2 separate regions of the Homo sapiens genome follow, and region 2 is linked to region 1. A link is a contact called in ENCODE Hi-C or POLR2A ChIA-PET data. All regions are on one chromosome and are shown on one strand. The core of a region is the stretch at or near the end of the contact, and the rest is flanking DNA. Distances in the headings are between cores, read along the strand shown. Region 1 has its middle 21 kb from the start of LINC02413. Region 2 holds the start of LTA4H (leukotriene A4 hydrolase).

What was found. Hi-C counts contacts between places; a loop is a spot of excess contacts on that map. ChIA-PET counts read pairs that join two places held with the same protein, here RNA polymerase II (POLR2A).
Region 2: a loop to region 1 is called in a map with no recorded cell type, with 11 times the contacts of the local background. The contact joins the promoter of LTA4H here to the enhancer-like site in region 1. A Hi-C loop is called at or near these places in 1 of 37 single-sample maps with no recorded cell type. POLR2A ChIA-PET finds 5 or more read pairs at or near these places in 1 of 52 experiments (B cell).

The regions. Positions count from the first base shown.
Region 1 is chr12:92,965,632-92,972,940 of GRCh38, forward strand. No RefSeq gene overlaps it. Among named protein-coding and RNA genes, the nearest start is that of LINC02413, 21 kb to the right of the region's middle. RefSeq lists enhancers at 5,131-5,200, 5,681-5,730. Within about 2 kb of position 5,485, at least 10 of the 41 ENCODE cell types and tissues checked have a DNase peak (open chromatin) inside an H3K27ac peak, as active enhancers do; they include B cell, where a contact is called at or near this core.
Region 2 is chr12:96,032,540-96,039,151 of GRCh38, forward strand. LTA4H (leukotriene A4 hydrolase) reads right to left here and starts at 3,048. Exons shown (of 19, transcript NM_000895.3): 1 at 2,822-3,048. The coding sequence starts at 2,980. TRD-GTC2-8 (tRNA-Asp (anticodon GTC) 2-8) reads left to right here and starts at 3,482; the gene lies at 3,482-3,553. RefSeq lists enhancers at 343-512, 2,147-2,236, 2,827-3,246, 3,687-3,736, 3,757-3,806 and a silencer at 2,677-2,776.

The sequences.
Region 1 (7,309 bases), core at 4,235-6,734:
ATAATCCTTTGGATATATACCCAGTAATGGAATTGCTGGGTCAAATTGTATTTCTGGTTCTAGATCCTTGAGGAATTGCCACACTGTCTTCCACAATGGGTGAACTAATTTACACTCCCACCAACAGTGTAAAAGTATTCCTATTTCTCCACAGCCTCGCCAACATCTGTGGTTTCCTGACTTTTTAATAATTGCCATTCTAACTGGCGTGAGATGATATCTCACTGTGGTTTTGATTTGCATTTCTCTAATGACCAGTGACAATGAGCTTTTTTTCATATGTTTGTTGGCCACATAAATGTCTTCTTTTGAGAAGTGTCTGTTCATATCCTTTGCCCACTTTTTGATGGGGTTGTTTTTTCTTGTGAATTTGTTTAAGTTCCTTGTAGATTCTGGATATTAGACCTTTGTCAGAAGGAAAGATTGCAAAAATTTTCTCCCATTCTGTAGGTTGCCTGTTTACTCTGATAATAGTTTCTTTTGCTGTGCAGAAGCTTTTTAGTTTAATTAGATCCCATTTGTCAATTTTGGTTTCTGTTGCCATTGTTTTTGGTGTTTTAGTCATAAAGTCTTTACCCATGCCTACATCCTGAATGGTATTGCCTAGGTTTTCTTCTAGGGTTTTTATGGTTTTAGGTTTTACATTTAAGTTAATTTTTGTATAAGGTATAAGGAAGGGGTCCAGTTCCTGTTTTCTGCATAGGGCTAGCCTGTTTTCCCAGCACCATTTACTTAATAGGGAATCCTTCTCCATTGCTTGTTTTTGTCAGGTTTGTCAAAGATCAGATGGTTGTAGATGTGTGGTGTTTTTCTGAGGTCTCTGTTCTGTTCCATTGTTCTATATATCTGTTTTGGTACCGGTATCATGCTGTTTTGGTTACTGTAGCCTTGTAGTACAGTTTGAAGTCAGGTATCATGATGCCTCCAGCTTTGTTGTTTTTGCTTAAGATTGTCTTGGCTATACGGGCTCTTTTTGGTTCCATATGAAATTTAAAGTAGTTTAGAAAGGTGATATTTCTTAAGGATGGTGTGACGGTTAATACTGAGTGTCAACTTGATTGGATTGAAGGATGCAAAGTATTGTTCCTGGGTGCCTCTGTGAGGGTGTTGCCAAAGGAGATTAATATTTGAGTCAGTGGACTGGGAGAGACAGACCCGCCATCAATCTGGGTGGGCACCATCTAATCAGCTGACAGCATGGCTAGGATAAAGCAAGTAGAAGGGCTGGGCACAGTGGCTCTTGCCTGTAATCCCAGCACTTTGGGAGGCCAAGGTGGGCAGATCACCTGAGGTCAGTTAAAGACCAGCCTGACCAACATGCTGAAACCCCGTCTGTAGTAAATATACAAAAATTAGCCAGGCATGGTGGTGGGCACTTGTAATCCCAGCTACTCGTAAGGCTGAGGCAGGAGAATCACTTGAATCCGGGGGACGGAGGTTGAAGTGAGCCGAGATCGCACCACTGCACTCCAGTCTGGGCAATAGAGTGAGACTCAGTCTCCAAAAAAAAAAAAAAAAAGGCAGGCAGAAGAACATGGAATGGCTAGACTGGCCTCCATCTTTCTCCCATGCTGGATGCTTCCTGCCCTCGAACATCAGACTCTAACTTCTTTGGCTTTTGGACTCTTGGACTTACACCAGTGGTTTGCCAGGGGCTCTCAGGCTTTCGGCTACAAACTGAAGACTTCATTGTCAGCTTCCCTACTTTTGAGGTTTTGGGACTTGGACTGGCTTCCTTGCTCTTCAGCTTGCAGACAGTCTATTGTGGGACTCACCTTGTGATCGTGTGAGTCAATACTCCTTCATAAACTCCGTTTCATTTATACATTTATCCTATTAGTCCTGTCCCCCTAGAGAACCCTGACTAATAAGGATGGAGAGTGGGATACACTTTTCCCAACTCACTCTATAGAGCCTTCTGTCACACATACATAAAAATGTGTATCCTCAGCTGGAAGGGGGATGTCAAATTTATATACTGATTAAAATTTGTCAACACACCATAAAAATTCATGGAATAGTACTGTGCCATGCATTCAGGTACAGAACTATTGTCTTAGGTCTGGTTTGAAAAAGCAGCTTACTCTGGCTAAGAAGGAAGCTTTCCTTGACAAATAAAAAATCCATCTTTGTGGCTGAGGGTCTTGGCTGGTTAGTGTAGGCCAGTGTTTTCAAAGTGCCTCACAAATGAGATGAGTTTTAGTAGTATATAGACACAGCAATAGCTAAAATAGTTATCCTGTGATTTCTTTCCAAATTCTCTTTAATCCTTCTGATTACATCAAGAAGAAAATTTTGATTTGGTACTGCTACTTTTTTTTTTCTTTTAACCACTTCTCTTTTTTTGTTTGTTTGTTTTTTGTTTTTTATTGGTGCTGCACAAATTAAACCACTTCTCTTCTAAAGAATGACAGAGAGAGAAGGTGCAAGGAAGCCTTAGGCTCAGAGCTTTCAGTAGACAATCCTGTCTTATTAGGATTTAATAACACTGTTTTGCTTTCGTTGTGATTAGTTTTACAATTACCTTCCCTTTCTGACAAATGACACCAGTCGTGTAACATATTGGTGGAGCACATGGCAGCTTGCTTCCCCCAGAGCAAGCGCTGGGGAGTGGGGACCCATGATGGAAGTGAGTCTTTTTATTACCTAATCTCAAAATGACATCCTATCACTCTACCATATTCTATTTGTTAATAGCAAGTCATAAGTTGAGTCAACACTCAGGAGAGGGGGATCACACAAGGACATGAATACCAGGAAGCAGTGATCATTTGGGCCATTTCAGAAGTGTTTGCCACAGGGATATATTGCAATTGCTGTTTTCCTTCTTTTCTCCAAGAAATAATATGCTCCATGGGAACAGAGATAGTGTCTTGTTCATTGGGAGCATTCCTAGCACTGGACATAGTGCCTGAGACTTAAACTGCTCATAAATGTTTCTTTGAAGGAAACGAAAAAGGAAGGGAGGGAGGAAAGGAGGGAGGGAGGCAGGAAGGAAGGGAGGAAATGAATCAGCATGAGAAGATCAGGGCACTTTGCTAATCCATAGAAAACAGGAGATGGTTCTTTGGGGAAGGAAAACTCAACCATAAAAAGGATTGTGAAGAACAGAGTCAGTACTTTTATTTATTTCCTAGTCTTGAGCATAAATGAGCTTCTAGGAAAGTGGAAGCACTCTGTGAAGAGACAACGCCCACCATCTTGCTCCCAGGGTAGCTTCTGTGGATGGTGGAGAGCTGAGCTATAAAATAGCACAATGTGTTACCCATGGAAGGGCAGTCCTGGTTGAGGTTCTTAATTGTGAATGTACAGATTCTGTTGAATGAATTGTGATAACCTCCAATTATCAGGAAAGAATCAATTAGGGAGAACTCCTTGGTGCTTTTTTTCACTTGCACTTGCAGAGTGCAGCAAGAAGTTACACTGAATGCACATAGACTGCTAGACTGCTTTGGCATTTAAAATTATAGAATAAACATATCACTTTGTTAGCATAATTCTTTTTGTGTGTGTTGTGGGGGTGACAGCATCTTACTCTGTTGCTGTGGCTGGAGTGCAGTGGCACGATCTCGGCTCACTGCCTCAAGGGTTTCTTGAGGCACCTCGACCTCTGTTCAAGGGTTTCTCCTGCTTCAGCCTTCCGACTCGACCTCTGTTCAAGGGTTTCTCCTGCTTCAGCCTTCCGAGTAGCTGGGATTACAGGTGCCTGCCACCATGCACTAATTTTTGTATTTTTAGTAGAAATGAGGTTTCACCATCTTGGCCAGGCTGGTCTTGAACTCCTGACCTCAAGTGAGTGATCTGCTCACCTCGGCCTCCCAAACTGCTGGGATTACAGGTGTAAGCCACCATGCTCAGCCTTTGCTAGCATAATTTTAATGGCTCCATAATATTTAATCTAACAGATATGGCACAAGCTGTTTGGTCATTACTCTACTGTTGCATTTATGGGTTGTATCCATTTTCTTCTTTTTTTTTTTTTTTTTGAGACAGAGTCTCACTGTCGCCCAGGCTGGAGTGCAGTGGCGTGATCTCAGCTCACTGCAACCTCTGCCTCCTGGGTTCAAGCGACTCTCCTGCCTCAGGCTCCCAAGTAGCTGGGATTACAGGCATGCGCCATCACACCTGGCTAATTTTTCTATTTTTAGTAGAGATGAGGTTTCACCATGTTGGCCAGGCTGGTCTCGAACTCCTGACCTTAGGTGATTCACCCACCTCGGCCTTCCAAAGTGCTGAGATTACAGGCATGAGCCACCGCGCCCGGCTGGGTTGTATCCATTTTCAACTGTTATATAAAATGCTTCAATAAATGCTTTTGTAAACTTATCTTTCCACAATTGTATAAATATCTCCTTAGGTTGAATTCCTAGAAATGGAATTGCAGGGTAAAGAGTATGCACTCTGTGTGTGTGTGTGTGCATATGCATTTGTGTATACTGTCAAATTGCCCCCAGAAATTACGTATAAACTTTCATTCCCAATTTATAGATGTTTATACACATTTGATGAGACAAGATTTTAGCTGGGCTGGGTGCAGTGGCTTACATCTATAATCCCAACACTTTGGGAGGCTGAGGTGGGAGGATCCCTTGAGTCCAGGAGTTTCAGATCAGCCTAGGCAACATACGGAGACCCCATCTCTCTCTCTCATTCCATATATATATATATATATATATATTTTTTTTTTTTTTTTTTTTTTTTTTTTTGAGACAGAGTTTTTGCTCTTGTTGCCCAGGCTGGAGTGCAATGGCGTGATCTCCGCTCACTGCAACGTCCGCCACCCAGGTTCAAGCGATTCTCCTGCCTCAGCCTCCTGAGTAGCTGGGATTACAGGCGCCTGCCACTGCACCCAGCTAATTTTTGTAGTTTTAGTAGAGATGGGGTTTCACCATCTTGGCCAGGCTGGTCTTGAACTCATAACCTCATGATCCACCTGCCTCGGCCTCCCAAAGTGCTGGGATTACAGGCGTGAACCACCGCGCCCGGCCCCCGTCTCTATATTTTAACTTTTTTGTTTAAAAAACGTTTTAGCTATTTTTTTAAAGTTGCCAATCTGGTAGCTGAAAAATAATAACTTATTGTTTTGATTGTATGTTATAGTCATTAATGCTCCCCCCAAGCACATGATAAGATTTAATTTTATGAGCTGGGCATGGTGGCTCATACTTGTAATCCTAGCACTTTGGGAGGCTAAAGCAGGCAGATTGCCTGAGCTCAGGAGTTTGAGACCAGCCTGGGCAACATGGCAAAACCCCCTTTCTACTAAAAATACAAAAAAAATTAGCTGGGCGTGGTGGCACATGCTTGTAGTCCCAGCTACTAGGGAGGCTGAGGCACGAGAATCGCTTGAACCTGGGTGGCTGAGTTTGCAGTGAGCCGAGATCACACCACTGCACTCCAGCCTGGGCAACAGAGCGAGACTCTGTCTCAGAAACAAAAACAAACAAAAAAGAGATTTAATTTTATGGCCCTTGAGGTTAAGCGGGGCCATGTGACCTGGTCTGGTCATTGAGTTGTGAATAGCAATGGTATGTGTCACTTCTGGGTTGAGCAAGACCTTTCAGAGTTCTCTTTCACTTCTGCAATTGATTACCAACAATGTTTCAGAAAATGGCCTGGGTCCCATAATTGATTAACATAAACATACTCTGTTCAGTTTGATAGAACAACATGGAATAAAGACTCTAAGTAAGGCATGATGAGTATGAACAAAAAATATGACTTCTTTGTTGTAAGCCACTGAGACTTAGGGTTGAGCGTTATGGCAGCATTATCTACACCATCCTGACTAATACATTAAACATCTTTGCTCACTACTGAGACTAAACATATTTTCCTGTATTTATTGACCATTTATTTGGACTTCCCTTTTTGTGAATTTTCTGCTCATGTCCTTGCATGTTAATTTTTTAAACATATGACGCTCAGCTACACATTTGTTAAACCTGGACCTGATCATCACTGAGGTATCAGGGAGAAAGATGAAGTCTGTGAACTAAGAAAAATAGATGTATCACAATAGTCTCTAATACCCAGGGCAAGATTTCTCCAATCTACCTTTAAGGATCTGAAAATCCTTTGCCACAAATTGTTTTTTTTTAAAGCCATGTGCTTTCATTCAATGATAATGTCAAAATTAATAGAAGCATATTTTGGATCATTTGAATGGTCACTTTATAACTGAAGGATGTTATTTACTTTTATGATCAAAATGGTTTCTTATGGGCATCAATACCACTACTTTTATCCACACAGACTCATAAGAAAAAAACAAATGTGAACATAATACATAATGTAATGTTTTTGCACCAAGTGAGGGACAAGTGGTATTTCAGCATATTGTACACAGTAAGATCAGAGGTTGCACAGCAGAATTACTAAAGAAAATTGTGGGAGCATTGGGTCATCCCACAGTCTGCAAGCAGGCTCAGCTCAAAAGAATCTGGCCCAGAACACAGCACCACTTTCACATTGTCACTTATCTCAGTTATGGTCCTTTGCTTGCAAACAACAGACATAGATTCTGACTAATTTAAGCAATAAAGAACTGATTGGAATAATACAAGAAAACACAGTATTCAAGCAACAAAAAGAACAAATCAGGCTCAAAAAGAACCAGACTAGGGGATCTCCAGGGGCTTCAGTACCAGAAATTCCTGAATCAGTACATTTTGGATGCTGCCAAGAAAATGACTCAATGACTCAATCCAGTCTTCTTTTTTTTTTGAGACAGGCTCTTGCTCTGTTGCCCAGACAGGAGTGCAGTAACCCTATCATGCCTCACTGCATCCCTGAACTCCTGGGCTCAAGAAAATCTCTTGCCTCAGCTTCTTGAGCAACTAGGACTATAGGTGCATGCCACCACGCCTGGCTAGTTTTTTAAAATTTATTTTTTGTAGAGACAGGATTTCGCTAAATTGCCCAGCAATCCTCCTGCCTCAACCTTCCAAAGTATTGGGATTACAGGCATGAGCCACAGTGCTGTGTCCATCAACCCCAGTCTTCTATCTGTGTGTCTTTATGTTCTAGATTCAAATTTCTGGCTTCATTTGGGTCATATGCTCTTCATATGAGTGGGGTAGGGGGAGGATGTTTGAGACTTCAAAATACTCAAGACATCTGGATGCTTAATGAAGAAAAAAAGTTGTTACAGTGGGGCACAGTGAGTTCACACCTGTAATCCCAGCACTTAGGGAGGCCAACACAAAAGGATTCCTTGAGTTCAGGAGTTCAAGATCAGCCTGGGCAACATGGCAAAACCCCATCTCTACAAAAATACAAAAACTGGCCATGCATGGTGGTGTGCACC
Region 2 (6,612 bases), core at 1,798-4,297, 3.1 Mb after region 1:
CACAATCTAGTGGAGGAAAGAAACAAGTTAACTTTAAATAAATACTAATTAACTAATTAATAAGGATAAGCTCCTGGTCTAAGGCTTTTGTCATAAATAAGCAAACAATTATAAACATGTTATTTTGTACCATAAATTGCCTTCCTTGTATAACATGTAACATTATTATAATTCCAGGCTCTAATTTGCTAAACAGACATGCCAACCAGAAATCACTATTTTAAAATCTTACTTTTCTCTAGATTTGGGGAATGTAAAAACAATGAGCAGATTTTTAGATTGGGACATTCTTTTCAAAATTTAAACATCCTGACTCTTGCTTACTTATAGAACAGAGATAAAGTTTTTATTCTACAAAAGTGATGAGAACACATGGATACACAGTGGGGAACACACACTGGGGCTTACTGGAGGGTGGAGGGTAGGAGAAGGGAAAGGATCAGGAAAAGTAACTAATGGGTACTAGGCTTAATACCTGGGTGACAAAATAATCTGTACAACAAACCCTCATGACACAAGTTTACCTATGTAACAAACCTGCACATTTGAAGTACACCTGAACTTCAAATAATAAATTTTTTAAGTTTTTATTTTACAAAACAAAGGTAAGTGTGAGGTCACATTAAGCAGCAAAAAGCTATAAAAATTTTCATTCTTTTACTTTTATCAGCATAGTTTATAATTTAATTTTTTTAAATAAAGGTGAAGAACAAGAACTTTCCAGTTAACTAAGAGCTTTGAGTGGGTTTGGGGCTTAGTCAAGGTTTTATTATATCTTAAACCAATTGGAATATTTCTTCTGAAATATATGTTGCAGCTAAAGATTCAAGGAAGAATTTGCTGTTCATATATTAGAAAAACCTCTTTAAATTTCTTCCACTAGCGACCTCGGTTTTGGTTTGCAATTATTCACATCTGAACACAAGTGTCCTGAATTGCTTAATTTTTAAATCTCTAGTACTTTTGAATGTAGGACGTATAAACTCATGTTCAAATATGGCAGTCTCACAGTGTGGTTTTTCTTTTTTTATTATTATACTTTAAGTTCTGGGGTACATGTGCAGAACGTGCAGGTTTGTTACATAAGTATACACATGCCATGGTGGTTTGCTGCACCCATCAACCCGTCAGCTACATTAGGTATTTCTCCTAATGCTATCCCTCCCCTAGGCCCCTACCCCCAACAGGCCCTGGTGTGTGATGTTCCCCTCCCTGTGTCCATGTGTTCTCATTGTTCAACTCTCACTTATGAGTGAGAACATGCGGTGTTTAGTTTTGAAACTGCATTGAAATAGGACTTCAGCCCTGCCCAGGCAAAGTTGCTACTGCAATTAAAGATAGCATGGTACTTCAAGAAGACCAAAGTGCGATCTGCAAGGAAATAGATGCCTTCCTGCTTATAATATCTTAATTTTCTTTCTTATGGTACTTTTGTTGATTACCTATCAGTACATAGAGGAATCGACCTATTTTTCAAATCAATCAGTTTAGCAAAATGTTGAGGGATGAAGAGTAAGAAAGTAAGTACTTATTAGTTCATATTAATGAAATCAAAATTCAGATCCTTCCTACACAAGTAGGAAAAAGAGGCCTGAAAGCCACCAATTCTTATCTGCCCGATCTGATCTGATTGCTTATTGATGTGCTTTAGTAGATTTCACCATGCTACACTGTGTAAAATACACATGTAGCATCCTGCCCTGGTGAAGAAGCCGAATTTGGCTGTCTTTTCATGACCCTCTTATTTTTAAAATGATCTTCTATGAAATTCTTCAGGTGAAAGGTACCTTCAGATGAAAGGTATAAACCAAATACTATTGGGCAATTTGAGCAAGAACATTAAATATAGGTTATGATACAGATAAAATCATTGAATAATATTCCATGAATCTACAACCTTTCTTCATTCCAATGGTTATAGAGTTTGTAGAAGTATGTGTTTTCTAAGTGAAATAACTACTTGGCTCCTTGGAACCAACTATTAAAAAAGCGTATTGAATCATCCTTAGAAAATTTGAACGTCCCATCCGTTCTTAAATTATTAGAAGAAAGTTGATAAGATTAAAAAGTAGAAAGGACCCTGAAGAGAGAGAGCTGCGCCTAGAGTTAGCAAGCAGGGACTGTTAGTTTCAAAGTAGGGCGGAAAGAAGAGGCCTGCCCGGCCGGGGCTGGAAATCCTAAGAGGCTTGAGAACGACTAGCAGGGAGATCCAGGGAACTAGGAGGGAGACGGATGGGTGGTGCCCTGCAGACCTGTGGATTGAAATAAGTGTTCCCGGGAGGCAACCGTGGGATCAGGGATCGACAGGACATGGGATCTGAGACTTGGGTGAGATTGTTGACTGAGGAAGGTGCCCAGGGGGCTGGGAAAAGTCTGGGGCCTGAAGAAGGGGGTTCTGGGCCGCAGGCCGAAGCAATGGGGAGGCCATGGAGTAATTAGAGCCAGGAACTAAAATTATGGGGGCTACTGCAAAGATGACACCTAAGGGCTGGGTGAGTTGAGAGGAGTGGACGAGGCGCTGGATGTGCCCAGGGACCTCGGAGAGAGGATCCAGGCGAGGGGCGGAGGAGACATACGTATAAGTGGGGGCTGAGGGAAGGGATGCAGAGGCGTAAGCGGGGTTGAGAAGGGGTGCTGTGAGAGATCTGGGGGCTGAAGTGCACAACATGAGTTGGATGGAGGCTACAGAAGAGCAGACGGGGACGTGGGGCTAGGCAGGGGCCGCGGCGGGGTGAGCCGGAGATCCGGGAGCCCGCAAGGACTAGGGTCGAGGGGCAGGGAGCCCGGGAGAGGCGGGCACTGGGCAGGCGCCCCACTGTACCAGGCTGCGCAGATTGTCCTCCTGAGACTGGACCGTGAGAGCAGCAGTCCCGGTCAGCGTCCGGCGAGTAAAGTCGACGCTGCAGCGCAGGTGCAGGTGCTTGGTCCGGCAGACGGAAGCCGGAGAGGCCAACGAACAGGTATCCACTATCTCGGGCATGGCTCTGGGGGATCACACAGCACAGCGACCTACAGCCCAACGCTCAGCTACCAGACTCGTCGATAGAGAACCTGAGGAGGAGGGAGAGAGGTAAAGAAGAGGAGGAGGGATTCGCGGTGCACGCCGGGAAAGGAAGTTTCTTAAAGTCAGACGAGCGTTGGGGGATGGGTGAAGGAACTACAAGTTCCATGGTGCCGCGCGGCAAGCGGGCGCTTGGCTACCTGGGAGCGTGTGTGTTAGGGATGTTGAGGGGGACCAAGCGTGCTCCTGGAGCTGAAGAAGAGGAGGGGAGTAGGGGCAGTTAGAAGGGTGGCCGAAGGGAAATGATGAGAATGGAGGGGGAGATAAAACTGAACACTACCATTTTGGCTCTGTTCAACTTTCGTGGAAGCTGTGGTGGCAAACGTAAGAAAATCAGGTTCATTGGTGTTTGCATATAGCGAGGGCGGGGCGGAGCAAAAACGTAGAAAAGGCCTATCAGAAGGCTTTCTTTCGTGCGGTTCCTCGTTAGTATAGTGGTGAGTATCCCCGCCTGTCACGCGGGAGACCGGGGTTCGATTCCCCGACGGGGAGGCACAGTAATTGTTTTTTGTTTTTAGCTGTAAGTAATTCAAGGTTTAAACAGTTGTTTTGTCAGTTTCAGTGTTTATTATGTATATCCCCAGAACCTGCATCTCTCAAACGGAGAAAGCCAACATTCCCATCTTAGAAACTAATGAATTTCTATAAAAGTTATGCACTGGTCGCAATGGGAGTACAGAGCTGGGACATCTAGCTCAGCTCTGGGGCCTTTGTGGCAGGTGAAGGAGGATTGAAGGATGCCTTGCCTTTAGGGTGGGGCCTCAAAATTAAAACTGGAAAAATTGGAAGAGGCTAGGTTTCGAAGGACCTTAAATAGGTGGCCTTTTAATCCTGGGTGCATTAATGGGGGACCCACTGAAGAGTTTTCAGCAGGCGACTGATAAAGCATGGTCAGACTCATGTTATAAAATGCGGTATCAAAACCATTAGCAGGAGATTTAGGAAACTATTAAAATGGCTCAATCAGAAGATGCTGGGGGCCTGACATAGGTAAGTAGTAAGTTAGGATAGAGAGGAAGGAATGAATAGAAGGAATACTTATATAAGTGGATTCACAGATTGAGAGGAGACGAAGGTGGCCCAGGCTTTCGGCTTCAGTGGCTGGCTAGTCATTAACCAGAGGTAGTAGTCTATATGAAGAGGACAGTATGTTAGGCTGTACTTGCATTGCTATAAATACCTGAGACTGGGAAGAAAAGGGGTTTAATTGGTTTACAGTTACGCAGGCTGTACAGGAAGCATAGCTCCAGTATGCTTCCAGGTAGGCCTCAGGAAGCTTACAATCATGGCAGAAGGTGAAGAAGGGGCAGGCCTCTACATGGCCCGAGCAAGAGCAAGAGATTGCGGGGCCGGTGCCACACACTTAAACAATCAGATCCCACAAGACACTGTGGCGAGGACAGCACCAGGCCATGAGGGCTCTGCCCCCGTGACCCAAACACCTCCCACCAGGCCCTACCTCCAACACTGGAGATTATAATTCAACATGAGATTTGGTAGGGACATATATTCAAACTAAATCAGACAGATTTAAGGGGAAGATGCTAAATTCAATTTTGGACATATGAAATTTGAGAACCTATGGGAGTGGAAGTGGAGATGTCCATGAGTCACTTGGATATTTAAGTCCACAGCTCTGGGGAAGTGCCAGGTAGACATGACCACGTCACATAACGTGGTGGATGAAATTATGACAGTGGGTAAGCTCAACCCAAGAAGAGTGTGTAAAGAGAAGGGTAATGAAAACAGGTTGGAAGCTGAGAGAACACCAGAATTTATTGTTTTAAAAAGGGCTAGAGGAAGAGAAACCCATGAAATAAACCAGAAAGAGCCAACCAACAATGCCAGATGCAGTCCCGAGGACCACCGAAGTAAGAAGTGAAAATTCTCTAGATTTGGCAGTGGGGTGAGAATGGGGAAGGTGGTGATTTTGTTGACTGTCGTGATTTGGTTGAAGATGGAAGCCAGAGAGTAGTGGATTGAGCAATGAAGAGAAGAGGGAGGTGAAGCATAAACCACTGTCAAGTTGCTTGGCCAATGTGAGAAGGGAAGATAAAGGGGAAGCTAGAGAGGAATGCAGCATTGAGAAAGCTTTTTTTTTTTTTTTTTTTGAGACGGAGTCTCGCTCTGTCGCCTAGGCTGGAGTGCAGTGGCGCAATCTCGGCTCACACAAGCTCCGCCTCCCGGGTTCACACCGTTCTCCTGCCTGAGCCTCCAAGGACTACAGGCGCCCGTCACCAAGACCGACTAATTTTTTGTGTGTGTATTTTTAGCAGAGACGGGGTTTCACCGTGTTAGCCAGGATGGTCTGCATCTCCTGACCTCGTGATCCACCCACCTCGGCCTCCCAAAGTGCTGGGATTACAGGCGTGAGCCACCGCGCCCGGCCGAGAAAGAATTTTTTTAATGTTTGCTTTTTAAGGCAAGAGAAAACTTTAACATGTTTAGATATACAGGTGAAAGGGCTTCTGGAGAAGAGGAAAGTTTCTGCAGAAGGATCGACTCAGAGGCAAAAAGGTAGAGAAGAAGAAAGTAAAGATTTCAGAGGTGTGAGGGATAGTTGATGGGTTTAGCATGCTGGTATGGTTCAATTCTCTATCAAAAGTGACGAAATTTAGCTCCAGCAACAACAACAAAAAACTGCTATATTTCTGGATATCCTTGTGTTGGCCCCTGCAAGCCAAAGGAAAACAAAATAAAACCAAAAAATCCCAAACTATGAAATCTAATACCTTACACATGCATAGGTCCTAATTCATAGGGTGTAAGAATTTGTCATCAACATTTGCATTTTCGGATTTTTTTGGCAAATGTCCTGTTGCCCAGGCTGGATACAGTGGCATGATCATGGGTAACTGCACATTCAACCTCCTGGACTCAAGCGATTCTCGTGCCTCAGCCTCCAAGTAGCTGGGACTACAGGCGCCCGCCACCACGCCTGGCTAATTTTTATATTTTTTTAGAGATGGGGTTTTGTCATGTTGCCCAAGCTGGTCTCAAACTTCTGAGCTCAAGGGATCCACCTGCCTTGGCCTTCCAAAGTGCTGGGATTACAGGTACGAGCCACCACACAGAGCCGCAAACATTTTTTGAGGTCACCAAATCTAGGGTGACAAATACAATAGATAACATAGAATTCATTTAGTCAAATAATACACAGTCAAATCATCTTATTTATCTAGTATGGAGAAAGGATAGTTTGTTTTAATAAGAACGTCATTATCATCATCTTCTATTATTGATTACCAGGAACCCACAGAGTTTATGCCACTTGTGTTTAAATAAAAATATCCACACACAACCACAAATAAATTCCTCCATTAATATATTCATCAAAAAATAAATTACAGTAGGAATTGTTTTCTGAGATACCACTCACCCCAAATATAGAATGTACAAAATTTGCAATTTACAAGCAATTGGAGTATTATTGATATCCAATGGGGAATTGAGAATGCTTCAAAAAATGAGGCTTTCCACTGCATCTATAAAAGAAGGGTAAGGCTGGGCACAGTGGCCCACACCGGTAATCCCAGCACTTTGGGAAGCTG